Linked DNA regions of Mus musculus: region 2 is linked to region 1. The links are chromatin loops, found by intact Hi-C in ENCODE. Cell type or tissue: heart. All regions are shown on one strand.

Region 1 (8,000 bases):
GTGACCCTCGGGGGCTCTGAGCAGAGTCCAAGCTCTAGCTAGGGAGGTCCCTTCCTCGAGGTCTCAGAGGAGAGGGGGGGCTTCCCGTTATGTGGCTGATGACTAGTCACAGAAAGGACCCAGCTGTCTCTGACTCCATGGAGAGCCTGATTCTAGGCATGTACGAGGCCCCAGGTTCAACCTCTGGTACTACAAACACTAAGCCAGAAGAACTCATGCGTGAATGTCAGAAATAAATGGCAACTGTCTCGCGCAAGCAGGAACAAGCCTCCCTCCTACCTAGAGACCCCTGAGTGGGCACAGAAACCACGAAGCCCAAGCTTGGTCCATTCTGCAGTGCACTGTCTGAGCAGATGAATGACACTTCTTCTATCACCGTGAACGAGAAGAGGCTCTGCTTAGTTAAGCTCTGTTCTACCCAGTCCCCTTGCTCGCTCCCTAGCTGAGGTTACTCTGCTCATTCCTTCACTTTACCTGTCACCATGTTGTTCACTGGATAACTATGGAGCGGGAAGCACATCTGCTTCTCTATAACCGGAGTCCTTGTGAGATGATGCTCTGCACTATGAAAAGGAAGCATTCAGAAAGTCACATTGATATTTGATTTTTAAATTTATAGTACAAATGAGAACCAATGCCAGATGGTGTATTCAATAGTTTAATACTTCTTTAATCAGGTCTTATTCTTACATCGTAAAAAAAATGTTAATCGTGAGCTTTCTTTTGTGAAACTAAGAAAGTCTAGGGCACATACAGCTATTACTGGTTTTCTTTTTCTTTTTAAGATTTATTTGTTTATTATATGTGAGTACATTGTTGCTGTCTTCAGACACACCAGAAGAGGGCGTCAAATCTCATTACAGGTGGTTGTGAGCTACCATGTGGTTGCTGGGGTTTGAACTCAGGACCTTCAGAAGAGCAGTCAGCACTCTTAACCGTTGAGCCATCTTTCTAGCCCCTATTTCTGGTTTTCTTAGCTACTTCACAAGTTAAACAATTATTGAATATACAGAGGCCTGGGTCACCTCAAAAATCCCCAAAGCACAATAATAATCTATAATAGGGCTAGGAATACGTTTGAGTGGTAGGGCTTTTGCCTAGCATTCATGAGTCTGAGTTTAATCCCAACATTGTAAAAAATGTAAAATAATTTATTATATACATACATAACGAATACATATATGTATACACACATACCATCTTACATATGCCAAAGAAAAGCACAATCGACTCTATAAATGGTCACAGGACTTACGCTCTTCAATACTCAATACTCAAATTATTGAGACTATTAACTAGCACAATACTCCATACGTCAGCATAACAAATTAAAAAAAACAAAAAAACAAACCAAGGTGGGGGATACCATGAAGTACAATGAAATTTTGAAGTAACTCCTGACTTAAAGAAATAAGGTTTGTGATTGCAAGCTTGAACAACCACTCTGGAAATCAGTCTGGCGGTTCCTCAGAAAATTGGACATAGTACTACTGGAAGATCCAGCAATACCTCTTCTGGGCATATATCCAGAAGATGCCCCAACCGGTAAGAAGGACACATGCTCCACTATGTTCATAGCAGCCTTATTTATAATAGCCAGAAGCTGGAAAGAACCCAGATGCCCCTCAACAGAGGAATGGATACAGAAAATGTGGTACATCTACACAATGGAGTACTACTCAGCTATTAAAAAGAATGAATTTATGAAATTCCTAGGCAAATGGATGGACCTGGAGGGTATCATCCTGAGTGAGGTAACCCAATCACAAAGGAACTCTCACAATATGTACTCACTGATAAGTGGATATTAGCCCAGAAACTTAGGATACCCAAAATATAAGATACAATTTGCTAAACACATTAAACTCAAGAGAACAAAGACCAAAGTGTGGACACTTTGCCCCTTCTTAGAATAGGAAACGAAACACCCATGGAAGGAGTTACAGAGACAAAATTTGGAAGTGTGACGAAAGGATGGACCATCTAGTGATTGCCATATCCAGAGATCCATCCCATGATTAGCTTCCAAACGCTGGCACCATTGCATACACTAGCAAGATTTTGCTGAAAGGACCCAGATATAGCTGTCTCTTGTGAGACTATGCCAGGGCCTAGCAAACACAGAAGTGGATGCTCACAGTCAGCTATTGAATGGACCACAGGGCCCCCAATGGAGGAACTAGAGAAAGCACCCAAGGAACTATGGGAACTGCAACCCTATAGGTGGAACAACATTATGAACTAAGCAGTACCCGGGAGCTCGTGTCTCTAGCTGCATATGTATCAGAAGATGGCCTAGTCGGCCATCACTGCAAAGAGAGGCCCATTGGACTTGCAAACTTTATATGCCCCAGTACAGGGGAACGCCAGGGCCAAAAAGGGGGAGTGGGTGGGTAGGGGGGTGGGGGTGAGTGGGTATGGGGGACTTTTGGTATAGCATTGGAAATGTAAATGAGCTAAATACCTAATAAAAATGAAAAAAAAAAAAGAAATAAGGTTTGCCTTAGATCATGGGCCTGCCTGCATATTTAAGACCAAATAGCAGCTTAGAAGAAATCAGAGCACACCCCACCACCACCATCTGTCCTCTGAGGTAAAGAGCTGACAAGCTCTGCACCATGACACAAGCCAGGCTGCTCCCCTTTACCCTAACAAGTAAAACCGAAACTGGCTCCAAGCTATGGCTCCCCACACCTTCAAGCAAAGGATTTCTGATTCTTTCTCTGTCTCTCCTTCATTCTCTGTCACAGTTGGCGACAACATGAAGCTCCTCCCAGGTTTAAAGGAAATCATCTTGTCCTTTAAGGTCCTGCTATGTTGTCTCTGATAACAAGCTCTAACCGCCTCCATTGCTCTCCTACCTCAAGTCCCTCATGCTGCCTCTGGTGGGATGCTGTCCCTCATAATGCTTTCCCACTCAAGCTGACCACGCCCCATCATGGTTGTAAGACTCTCCTTCCTAAGAAAGCTCACTGATGCAGGGCGATTTCCAGTTTACTCCTTTTCTGAATTTATAGCTTTGGTTTCTAACAGTCAGTCCTAACACTGAGGTACAACATTAAATAAGGTTTTCAATCTTATGGGAAATTATTGATAGAACATTAAATGCAAAGCTGAAAGACTTCAAGATGACCTCAGCTCTACAAACTCTGTGTCTTATTGTAAGACAGGAGAGACACAGGCTAGTGAGTAGAATTGTTTCTAATTTAAATATCCTTTATTCTTTTTTATATTTCTTATTTTTGTGAATTAAATGATTTACATTTTTTTTTAATTTTTGGCATTTTTGAAATAGGGTCTCATAAAACCCAGGTTGGCCTCAAACTAGCTTTATAACTGAGGATGACCTTGGCCTTTTAATCCTGCCTTCACCGCCAGGCTGCTATGATCACAGGCATGCACTGTATGCCTGGTTTACGTAGTGCTAGGGATAAGACCCAAATCCCACGCACACTCGATAGTCACTCTAACAACTGAGCTACATCCTCAGCCTGTTACACTTATATTAAGACAATTTAAAAACATAAAATTTTAAAGTATATGTGACTTTAAAATTTGAGGACCTTCTGGGAAGAGGAAAATAGCACAGTGGTTGAGAGTTTGGACTTCAGATCTAGATATGGCTTCAAATTCAGCTTTGGACTTCAGATCTAGATATGGCTTCAAATTCAGCTGTTCTTTCTGAATAAAACTGAATGAATTATTTAGCTCTCGAGATTTATATTCTCAATTGTAAAATGAACGGGGCTCATTGCATATACAAGCTGTGAGAATCAAATGAAATATTGTGAACCAGCAGGCACAGTGGCACATGTCTTTAATCCCAGCACTTGGGAGACAGAGGCAGGTGGACCTCTGTGAGTTTGAGGCCAACCTGGTCTCTAAAGGAAGTCCAGGACAGTCAGGGCTCTGTTACATAGAAAAACCCTGTCTCAAAAAAAACAAAAGAAAACAGGAAAAGAAATATTGTGAACTGCTTGTCTCACAAATGCCTTGTGCTTTGCAAATGTTCAATAATAATGTGTTTACTGTCAGTAAGTAGTGCTTCATGCAGATATTTCAGGATGTATTCTATTTATGTTCATATTGCACCATCTGGTGGTTCCATAAAGAAAAGGCTCTACAGAAGTAGTGGAGGTCTGCAGCAGAACAGGGTAGGGCATCGGAACACATGAACTCACAGTGGCTATCACCACATGCATAGGACTATCACAAAATCAAGCCAGCCAAAATCCAAGATGAGCAGGGAGGGGCTCATGAAGGTCCAGCCCTAGCTGAGAAGCTGTTGTCATAGATACCTGCATAAGAGGGAGGATTTGCTCAGGGATGCAGCCCCTGAAATGCTGCCAGTGCTCCAGTAGATGGTCCTATACCCATGTGCACTAAACAGACACAGCAGGATTTTAAAAGGAGGGAGAAGCACCAGATGCAGTGGTGCACTGTAATCCCAGTGTGAGCAGGCAGAGGCAGGGGGAGACTGTCAGTCTGAAGCCACCCTGGTCTACACAGTAAGTTCCAGGACAGCCAAGACTTTACAGAGAGAGAATACATGAAATTGGGAGGGGGATTAAGGGAAGGGAAGTCAGGTAGATATGATTTAAAAAATACTTAATATGTACTATGAATTTCTTAATTAAAAAAAAGAAAATTGAAAAGTAAAAAGCAGAATCTTAGGGTATATTTACATAATTAAACTTTGGGTTTTGTTTGTTTATTTGTTTGTTTGTTAAAAAAAAAACTCTCTCTAGTTGCATATGTAGTAGAGGATGGCCTAGTCGGCCATCAATGGGAGGAGAGGCCCTTGGTCTTGTGAAGATTATATGCCCCAGTACAGTGGAATGCCAGGGCCAGGAAGCAGGAGTGGGTGGGTTGGGGAGCAGAGTAGGGGGAGGGTATAGGGGACTTTCGGAGAGGAAACTAGGAAAAGGGAAAGCATTTGAAATGTAAATGAAGAAAATATCTAGTTAAAAAAAAAAACAAAAAACAAACAAACAAAAAAACCTCAACAGCATCTTCCTCTGTAGCCTAAGTAGCCTAGGCTAGCTTGGTGCTCATTTAAATCCCTCTAATGCCAAGATTTCAGCTAAAATGTACCTTGCTTGGCATGTTGTCATGTATGTGTGTTTGCGGTTTTCTCTGTGTGTAAACATGTGTGAGCATGTGTGTGGAGGCCAGAAGCTGTATGGCATTCCGTGACTCATCAATATTTCATCATCACCTTCTTTTTAATGATTATTTTTATTTTATGTGCATGAGTACTTTCCCTGTATGCATATATGCACACCACATGTGTGCCTGGAACTCTCGGAGGTCAGAAGAGGGTGCCGGATCCCCTGAAACTGGAATAACTGATGATTGAGCCACCATGTGGGTTCGGGAACCAAACCCAGGGCCTCTGAAAGAGCAACAAGATCTCCTAACCAGCGAGCCATCACTCAAGACTCACTTCTTCTCTTTTTTGTAAAAATTTCTATAACTTTGAACAAATTAATCCTTTTAATCTTAGATCTCTTTGTCTATACATAAGAACAGTGATGATGATCATGTTAATCTCAGAGGAACTGTGAAAGTAAGATAAACACACAGTCAAACTCAACGTTTCTATATTCACTTTGAACAGCCATGACACATAGTAACCAATACCTTTTGGACAGTTCTTGTTTGTGTTCTGGTGTTGGTCTAATGTTCTCCTTATCACTTGATGCCATTCTGTCATGCTGTAAATTGCAAAAGAAATCACAGCTTAAAATTTAGCAACTAACCGGGCAGTGGTGGCACACGCCTTTAATCCCAGCACTTGGAAGGCAGAGGCAGGTAGATTTCTCAGTTTGAGGCCAGCCTGGTCTACAGAGTGAGTTCCAGGACAGCCAGGGCTACACAGGAAAACCTGTCTCAAAAAAAACAGACAAACAAAACAAAAAAGCAGGGAATGTTATAATAATACTTTCATTTACCTGTCTGCCTGTGTGTCTGTGTAAATCATGTCACATGTGTGCAAGAAATGCCTCAGAGGCCAGAAATGCTCATTTGAATCCCCCAAGCTCGAGTTGCAAGCAGTTGTGAGGCACCTGATATAGGTTCTGGGAGTTCAGTAGTAAACTGAACTCTGGACCTCTCAAAGAGCAGGAAGTGGTCACCTCTAAGCTATCCCTCTGATCTCATACTAACTTTTTAATAGAAAAGACATTAGAAGCCGGGTGTGGTGGCGCACGCCTTTAGTCCCAGCACTCAGGAGGCAGAGGCAGGCAGATTTCTGAGTTCGAGGCCAGTCTGGTCTACAAAGTGAGTTCCAGGACAGCCAGGGCTATACAGAGAAACCCTGTATCGAAAAAAAAAAAAAAAAAAAGAAGAAGAAAAGACATTAGATTAGGTTGAGGCTAAGAAAATTTGGTTCCATGGTACTAATATCTAGTTACATGAACTAAGTTTTTTTTTTTTTTTTTTTTTTGGTTTTTTGAGACAGGGTTTCTCTGTATAGCCCTGGCTGTCCTGGAACTCACTTTGTAGACCAGGCTGGCCTCGAACTCAGAAATCCGCCTGCCTCTGCCTCCCGAGTGCTGGGACTAAAGGCGTGCGCCACCACGCCCGGCCCTAAGTTTTTTTTTTAATCTTATGTTCATGTCAGCATTTTTATTTACAAAATTAAATGACCTTTAGGCTCCTTTAAGTACAACAGTACTAGTATACTGAATAATTTGACAAATAATTTTTAAAAAATCCATCATCACTTATGTAGAAACACTGACAGATAAGAGAATAGATATTTTCATAACTTATCATCTTCATGCCAAAGATCCTGAAGAGACTATTCTTTTAAATGATGACACTCTGGGAAATAAAAACAGATTAGTGGGCCAGTGAGACAGCTCAGCAATTAAGAGTGCTTGCTGCCAATCCTGATAAGCTGAGTCGAGTTCAGGAGCCCACAGGGGGAAGGAGAAGACCAACTTCCCCAGGTTGTCTTCTGATGGCCACATGTGTACTGTGGCCTGTGCAAACATACGCACATGCAAAGAAGTTTTGTTTTCTTTTTCTTTTTTCGAGACAGGGTTTCTCTGTTCCCCTGGCTGTCTTGGAACTCACTTTGTAGACCAGGCTGGCCTCGAACTCAGAAATCCACTCACCTCTGCCTCCCAAGTGCTGGGATTAAAGGCATGCACCACCACGCCCAGCAAGTTTTAATTAATGAAGGTAAGATGGAATATATAAATTAATTGCCTGGCTGTGGGAATATAGATTTCTCTCTATGTTTCAGTCTAGAAAAATTAACATACTGAGAAGTTTAAAAATAAAATAGTACAAAAATACTATATACGTTACACTCAGCATTTGCTACCTTGAGTGTGTTCTTTTCAGTTTTGTGAGACCATTTAAAAATATAACACTTCTCTTCCTTAAGGTCTTGTATGAATTTTCTCAAATATATATTCTTTTATCTTTATAATACTACTAGCATACTTAAGAAAATGTAACAAATCATTATTATCTCATATCAATTTCCCCAGTTATGTAGATCAGGGTGGACTTGAACTTTCAGTCCACCCTGTTTGTCTCTGCCTCCCAGGTGCTGGAATTAAAGGCCTTTGCTACCATGCTTGGCAAAATACTTCATATATATTCAAGGCTGTCCTTGAACTCACAGAGATCGGCCTGCTTTGGCCTCCCAAGTGCTGGACAGTGCATGTGCCACCATGCCTGGACTGATCAAGATTTATAAGTCACATCTGGTTGCTGTGTCTCCATTTAGAACCATCCTCTTGCCCTTGTGGTAAGTCACTTCCTGGATTCACGCGATTAAGTCATGATTGGATCTTGATTAGCATACTTAAATAAGAATGTAACATAGGTAATATTGGGTACTTATTATCTCACAACAGACGAAGCACACTGCGTGGTCATTCCAGTATCAGCGATAGGCTTTCTTGGACATCTAATCCTCCTGCCCCTACCTCCCAAATGCTAGGATTGCAAGCATATGCTGCCATGTCTGGTTTCTATGC
Region 2 (8,000 bases), 270 kb before region 1:
TGGGCTCCAAGAAATTTCACTGATGTAAAAAATCCTTGCATTTTTTTCCATGTTCTTTCCCATCATCTGGTAGACATTTACTTTATCAAGAAGTCCAAAGTGAGGTCTACTCCCTGCTCTCTTGGTCCAATAGTTCTAATATCTTCAATAAAATGGACCACTGTGAGCACTGTGGAAAATACTAGTGATCAAGATTATTGCAAACTAAGGACATTAGTAGCCTAGAGATTTAGTGAACCCTGTCTTAGGGTTTCTATTCCTGCACAAACAAGTTGACCAGGAAGCAAATTGGGGAAGAAAGGATTTATTCAGTTTATACTTCCACACTGCTGTTCATCACCAAAGAAAGGCAGGACTGGAACTCAAGCAGGTCAGGACTCAGGAGCTGATGCAGAAGCCATGAGGGATGTTACTGGCTTGCTTTTCCTGGCTTGCTCAGCCTGCTCTCTTATAGAACCAAGACTACCAGCCCAGAAATGGTACCACCCACAAGGCCTCCCACCTTGATCAATAATTGAGAAAATGCCCCACAGCTGGATCTCGTGGAGGCACTTCCCCAACTGAAGCTCCTTTCTCCATGATAACTCCAGCCTGTGTCAAGTTGACGCTCAAAACCAGCCACTACAAACCCTTGAAGTAAAAAAGTACCAAGAAAAAAAAAAGCACTTGCTAGGTCAATGTTTTCATACCCAGTGCCAGGATTATGCTTTTCTACTGAGAAAAAGAAGCCACATCTGGTACAGCAGTGGCAATTAAAGGCCATGCTTAATTAAGTTTGTGGTAAACAGCGGTCTTCCTCTATGTTGTCTGTGTCTTTTGCACAGGCCTGTAGGAGATGTGATGGGAACCATTACCTTGCATCTTCTGAGTCCTCAAATGGTGGCACAAACTTTCTTCTCCCTGATCAGTTGAGATGGGAAGTTGGGTCAGATGCATATGACTATGAATCATAAAATTAACTTTGGGGCTATGAACCAAGGACTGCCCATTGGACTTAGATTACACAAACCTTCTCCCCATCAAACTGGAAAACATAGTAACCACTACTTGGAAATAAAACTCACTAAAGGGCTGGGCGTGGTGGCGCACGCCTTTAATCCCAGCACTCGGGAGGCAGAGGCAGGCGGATTTCTGAGTTCGAGGCCAGCCTGGTCTACAAAGTGAGTTCCAGGACAGCCAGGGCTACACAGAGAAACCCTGTCTCAAAAAACCAAAAAAAAAAAAAAAAAAAAAAAAAGCCTCACTAAAAGATGTGTATGTGTCTGGTTCCCACAAAAGCCACCGGTGTCAGATCCCTCTGGAACTGGAATTATAAATGGTTGTGAGCAGTGATGTGGGATCTGGGAACAGAACTTAGGTCATTTGGAAGACAGGCAGTACTCTTGACCACTGAACAGTCTTCCCAGCGCCCTTCTTCCTGCTTCCTTATATCTGGGATGCCACTAGAAGGGGATGTCAACATTAAAAATGTGTCTTCCCTCTTCAAATAATCCAGACAAGAAAATTCCTCACAGGTGTGCCTAGCTTCTTGCCTTTAAAAAAAAATGTTGATTCCATATCCAATCAAGTTGACACCCAATATTAACCGTTAGAAACCTGCCCCTTGTCAAATTGATACCCACTCACCTGTCTTTATGTCATGCTTAATTCCCAAATGAGAACAATAGCAAAGTCATAATTCTGCCTAGCATGATATAACTGTCTCACATAAAACCATAAGCACATTATTTCTTTTCTTCCATAATATGTGGCAAAGTTGCTTAGGGAACATTTAGTGTCTTGGTGTCACATACCCTGAATATGATACAATACATTTACAACACTTAATGTCTGATATACTAAATGTAAAACAGGGGTCTAGAGAGATGGCTCAGTGACTAAGAGTACTTTCTGCTCTTGAAGATCAGAATCCAGTCCTTAGCATCCACATCAATGTGCTTACACTCACCTGTAACCCCAGCTCCAGTGGATCTGAAATCCTCCCCCTCACCACACATGGGCATACTCACACAGACATACCCACATAGGGAGTGGAAACTTTTGGGGTTTTGTAAAGTCAGTTATGTCCAAGGATGTTTTTCTGAAGTAGACACAGGTGAAAGGATGTTTTGCTAAGGCAGACACATGAATGTTTTTGCTAAGGCAGACACAGGTGAAAGGATGTTTTGCTAAAGCAAATACATGAAAAGACAAGTGATAAAAGATTTTTCACTAAGGACACACTTGTATTCGTTTGCCTTACGTTGTGTCGCTGAGTTCCATTTGTGGTAATGCATAGGAAAAAACTTGCCAAAGAACTTCTCATGAGGTTCTGGAGGCTTCTTGCCACTTCTGAGGACTTGGACTGATTGGTAGAGTGATGTCAGCTGATACAGACTCACTTAGGGTTTTACTAAGACAGACTCGTGTGGTGAAGCACGACCCATGGGAAGACACTTGATATTTTGAGAGAGTATATATAGGATTCAATAGACAGTGATGGTGGGCTCGCATAGCTAGCTTTGCAACACTTCTTGGTCTTGGGTCTTTGTCTTTGCTGATCTTCACTTTGTTGAGTGCTAAGAACTTTTCCTGTTGTCCCTGCCGGTCCTAATTGCTTCTCCTGACTCGTGCCTATTCAGTGGAGTCCTGTTTATAGTAGGCTGTGTCACTGCTGCCGATTTGCGTTTACTAACCCAGCACCACTGAACTAGACTACCAGTATATTTGTAAAGGATTTTGCAAGTGGATCAAGCTGCCACTTCTGATTCCTGCAAACTAAACTGCTGATTTCCTGACAAAGCACATTAGATTTGCTCCAAAGAACGATTTCTAAACAGGTACACTTCCCCTATATACTAATAACATTTCTTCTCTACTACCTAAGATGGAGGTGGGCTACAGAGGAGGTTAAAACATTTAAAAACCATTATTAAATTAGGCTTTTAAATTTTTAAGCCAACATATAAATATAAATTTTAAAATAAAGACATTTCTTTACGTGATAAATACAGGTGGGCGGGAAAATGTTTCAGTGGAAAAGGCATTTGCCAGCATACAGATGACCTGAGTTCAAACAGTAGGAAGCACATGGAAGTCTTTCAGGTTGTTCTCTGTCCTTAAAATGTGCTCTGTGCTGCATGTACACACACACACACACACACACACAGAGAGAGAGAGAGAGAGAGAGAGAGAGAGAGAGAGAGAGAGAGAGAGAGAGAGAGAGAGAGAGAGAGAGAGAGAGAGAGAGAGAGAGAAGAGGAGTTCAATGTGATAAAATCTAAACATAAAAAATGTTGAGGGGGGACTTTTGAGATTGCATTGAAAATGTAAACGAGGAAAATACCTAATTAAAAAAAATGTTGAGGATACTGGTCGCAAGGCAGCTGGCTCAGGTTGGATGAGCCCTAGGGAGCCAGCAGAGAGCCAGCAGCCCCTTCTTGGCTATGTGCACCCTACTTCTCATCGGCCACGCGCGCGGGCAGACCCCAAGCCCATTGGTCCGTCGTGGTGGTGGTGGTGGTGGTGGGGTTTCAGGTGGGACAAAAGCGAAGCCACGTGCTGGAGGCCGCTGACCAGAGACTGAGCAGTGAGGGTCACACAACTCTGGGCTGGGCTCTGCGGCGCATCTGCGGCTGCTCGCGCAGGCGTCCGCTAGGGGGAGTCGACAGTGCCCAACCCAGGTAGGAGCCAGCGGGAGCGGGTCAGCGGGTCGGTCTCAGCCCGCGTCTGGCCCCGCCCCCTGCTGCTGGGCCCCAGGGCTAGAGGCGTCGGCCAATCGGAGAGTGGAGGTGGGGCATAGAGCCGGGCCCTGGCGCTATTTACCCCTCTCGGCTCCAATTCCCCTCTCCTGTTCCTGTCTTTTGCACTGGCTGGCAGAGCAAGAGGACGACGGCCGGGGAGCGCGCGCGAGGGACCCGGAATGGGTCCTCGGTAGTCTTAGTTCCGCTCAATGCTCAGGCCCTCGCCCCGACAATGACAGCGCCCGGGCTCAAGTGCGGCGCGCCCGGAGGTCATAGTGAAGCCGCGCCTGGCTCCAGGATCGAAGGGAGCGCGAGACATCAATGGACATCACTCCAGATCCTTCTTCATCTGGCTGCAGCTGGAGCTCTGCACCAAGGCTGTGCTGCTCACCACAGGAGAGATCAGATGCTACTATGATGATGCTCGCTGTGTGGCAACAGGTTATATGTGTAAGTCTGAGCTTAGTGCTTGCTTCTCCAGACATCTCGATCCTCAGGACACCAATTCCCCACTCATCCACAGCTGTCTGGACTTACATGCAAGCACAGCACAGACATCTGCGAAGACAAGCAGGCCCTAAACCACTCTGGCCCTGCCATGCCCACTTTGGAATGCTGTCACGAAAACATGTGCAATTCCCGAGGACTGCATGAAGTCCTCTCTCCTCCCAAGAGCGAAGCCTCAGGACAAGGAAACCAGTATCAGCATGACAGCAGCAGAAAACTCATCACTAGGATGCAGGAGCTGACTTCCTTCAAAGAACTGTGGTTTGGCGCAGCTGTGATCGCTGGCGGACTGATCTTGTGCTGCTGCCTTACTGTTTTGTTGGCCTTGCGAGTGCTTCAAAGTAAGAACAAGAGACTGCAGGATCGGTGGCAGCAGATGCTGTCCTGTTTGCACTACAGCTTTCACCGCGGTGGCTTTCCTAGATCTGAGATACAAAGCTTAAATTTGAAGAGATCACCAGTGTAATCAACTAGAGAAAGTACCCAAGGAGGAACAACAATATGAAATAACCAGTACCCCCCAGAACTGTGTCTCTAGTTGCATATGTAGCAGAGGATGGCCTAGTTGGCTATCAATGAGAGGAGAGGCCCTTGGTCCTGCGAAGATCATATGCCCCAGTACAGGGGAATGCCAGGGCCAAGAAGCATTAGTGGATGGGTTGGGGAGCAGGAGGGGGGGATGGTAGAGGGGACTTTCGGGATAGCATTTGAAATGTAAATGAAGAAAATATCTAATAAAAAAAGAAATGAAAATTGGCAATTGGATGTGTTTCATTTTATAGAGTTTGGTAAACTGTAATATGTTTATCATACTATAGACACATATTCAGTATTTTAATGAGCAACTGCTTTGTGTTCTGAAAAGACTGATTCTGCCATTATAATTTATTAACATCTATAGCAATTATGGAGATATCTATACAAATCATGACTGACAATGCGATAGCATATGTCTCTGGAAAAATGGAACAACTTTTGCATATTATAATATAAAGCTAACTATGGGTGTACCTCAGTTTTTTACAGGACAAGCAGTTATAGAGAGATCCAATTGTACTTTAAAAGAGATTCTTAACAAACAGAAATGGGTAACAAAGATTCCCAGAGTACATACAGATAGATTACACAGTGCATTATTGACTTTAAATGTCTTGATGCTAATGAACAAAAAACAACAGCTGCTAAGAAACATTGTACTATGGAAAAGCCTGCTGAGCTTAATCGGCCTGTATATACTAAGAATGTCATTATATCTGAATACAGGGAAGGAAATTATTAGCTAGGGGAAAGGCTTTATATATGTTTCTACAGAAAAAAAAAAACCTGTGGATTTGATCCAAATTGATAAAAATCTGATATGACAGGGAGAGACTCCTGAAGATCTTGACTATAGACAGGAAGAAAGAAATTAACAAGATCAACAAGGCAGATAATATGTACCTTGTTGCTTCTACATCTCTGAGACTGGCTGAGACTTAAAAATCTATATTTAGCTATAGTGGTTTGAATGTGCTTGGCCCAGGGAGTGTCACTATTTGGAGGTGTGGCCCTGTTGGAGAAGGTGTGGCCTTTTTGGAGAAAGTGTGTCACTGTGGGCATAGGATTTAAAACCCTCCTCCTAGCTGACTAGAAGCCAGTCTTCTCCTAGCAACCTTCAGATGAAGAAGTAGAACTCTCAGCTCCTCCTGTGCCATGCCTGCCTGGATGCTGCCATGCTCCCTCCTTGATGATAATGGACTGAACCTCTGAACTTGTAAGCCAGCCACAATTAAATATTGTGTTTATAAGAGTTGCTTTGCTCATGATGTCTGTTCACAGCAGTAAAAACCCTAAGACAATAGCTAATAAATATTATTGGCTACAAAGTCCTCCTAACATATTATTACATGCCATCCTTTCACATGGTTTGGATGGAGATTTATATTATAGTTCACTTATACAATCCAAACTAACTTAAGGAAGTCAGATGTCTTTTACTTGCTCAAACAAAGAACAAAGAATCACCTTTAACTGGTCTGTGCACACTAGACATTCAATACATATGTTAATGGAAAAACATATATTACTTGTGAGAGTTGATGTGTTTTCAGAGCAAAAGAACCAATTTTTTCTGGGGCCCCAAAAAGGAAAAACTATATCCAAAATCAATAGGAAGCAGTCTTAAAAGAATGACAGCCCATTTCACAAAAGGTGGGGTAGATGGTTTTATGTTCATTCAATGGGTTATGGATGGTTATTGTTATTTACGGGGGTTGGCTGCAAGTTATCCAATGGTCTTGATTAAGGAGAAAACAAGGTATAGAAAATTAGACTCAGGGACTTCTCTGTTTCCTTTTCTTTTCTCTATCACTTCTTTCTTATGGAGGGAAAAAAGGGTTGAAGAGAAAGAAAGGAAGAGATAGGAATAATATAGAAATAATAGGGGAAAGAGGTAGATTATTGAATCTACTCTTTTTTTTGTTTTGTTTTGTTTTGTTTTGTTTTTTGGTTTGGTTTTTTTGTGTGTGTGTTTTGGTTTTTTTTTTTTTTTTTTTTTTTTTTTTTTTTTTTTTTTTTTTTTTTTTTTTTTTGGTTTTTTTGAGACAGGGTTTCTCTGTGTAGCCCTGGCTGTCCTGGAACTCACTTTGTAGACCAAGCTGGCTTCGAACTCAGAAATCTGCCTGCCTCTGCCTCTGCCTCCCGAGTGCTGGGATTAAAGGCGTGTGCCACCATGTCCAGCTGAAGCATTTTTTAATGAGCATAGAGACCTGAGATTTTGGCTGAAATCCTATTTCTTCTTGTCAGGAGCTGCTGTTCCCTCAAGAGAGGTAAACATGTCTACGGAGCTGAGTACTTCATAAACACAAGGCAAAGATTAGCTTTCCATGGCAACATGACTCAGATTTGAATTCCTCATTGAATGAAGGATATTTCCTTCATTTTGTCCATTTTTTGTCCATGTTTGTCCATGGTGGACAGCATTTTGTCAGTGGTTGAATCAAGGAACAATTTTGCCTCCTGGCAGCCTGCCCGATTTGAAGCAAACATAAGGAGTCTCTGATGTTCATCATCTTCTCTGAGGTAGAAGTGGAGGTGATGTATGGAGGTGACATGTCTCATACCCAAAAATCCTTAAAATAATAAAACATCCTTTAATGACATCTTCCGTAGGTCTCTGAGGGTTTTGAACACCACCTATTCATCCATAGACTATCTGACATGAATAGGCAAACTTAACTTGTTTTAACTTGTTTTACATTTTGCTGTATTTTGTTTTGTTTCGTTCTCCAAACACGTGGGGAAAATTCTTACAGTCATGGCTAATCTGGCAATGACTGCCACAGAGGCCAACCTTGAGATAGAGACAAAAATTTACTCTTAAAAAAAAATTGGGCTGGTGAGATGGCTCAGTGGGTAAGAGCACCCGACTGCTCTTCCGAAGGTCAGGAGTTCAAATCCCAGCAACCACATGGTGGCTCACAACCATCCATAACGAGATCTGACTCCCTCTTCTGGAGTGTCTGAGGACAGCTACAGTGTACTTACATATAATAAAACAAAAAACAAAAAACTTATTGCCGGGCGTGGTGGCGCACGCCTTTAATCCCAGCACTCGGGAGGCAGAGGCAGGTGGATTTCTGAGTTCGAGGCCAGCCTGGTCTACAAAGTGAGTTCCAGGATAGCCAGGGCTATACAGAGAAACCCTGTCTCGAAAAACCAAAAAAAAAAAAAAAAAATGTAACGAGCACTGATACACACTGAGCCATGTTGCTAGCCCCTACCCTATTACTT

Evidence for each region. Hi-C counts contacts between places; a loop is a spot of excess contacts. Peaks named below come from ENCODE experiments on the same cell type or tissue, not always from the same donor. Only the 100,000 strongest peaks of a DNase experiment are listed, where the experiment ranks them.
Region 2: a loop joins it to region 1, with 3 times the contacts of the local background. A loop is called at or near these places in 4 of 42 quality-filtered maps.

What each region holds. Positions count from the first base shown.
Region 1 is chr2:122,190,949-122,198,948 of GRCm38, reverse strand. Terb2 (telomere repeat binding bouquet formation protein 2) reads right to left here. Exons shown (of 7, transcript NM_028914.1): 5 at 5,644-5,717; 6 at 475-563. Among named protein-coding and RNA genes, the nearest start is that of Terb2, 8.7 kb to the right of the region's middle. In heart, a CTCF peak has its summit at 4,100 (motif pointing left); no DNase peak of the experiment used is centred here.
Region 2 is chr2:122,463,570-122,471,569 of GRCm38, reverse strand. It overlaps the pseudogene Bambi-ps1. Among named protein-coding and RNA genes, the nearest start is that of Slc28a2b, 17 kb to the left of the region's middle. In heart, CTCF peaks have their summits at 3,438 and 3,637 (motif pointing right); a DNase peak (open chromatin) is centred at 3,729; H3K4me3 peaks cover 1,347 bases; H3K27ac peaks cover 1,038 bases.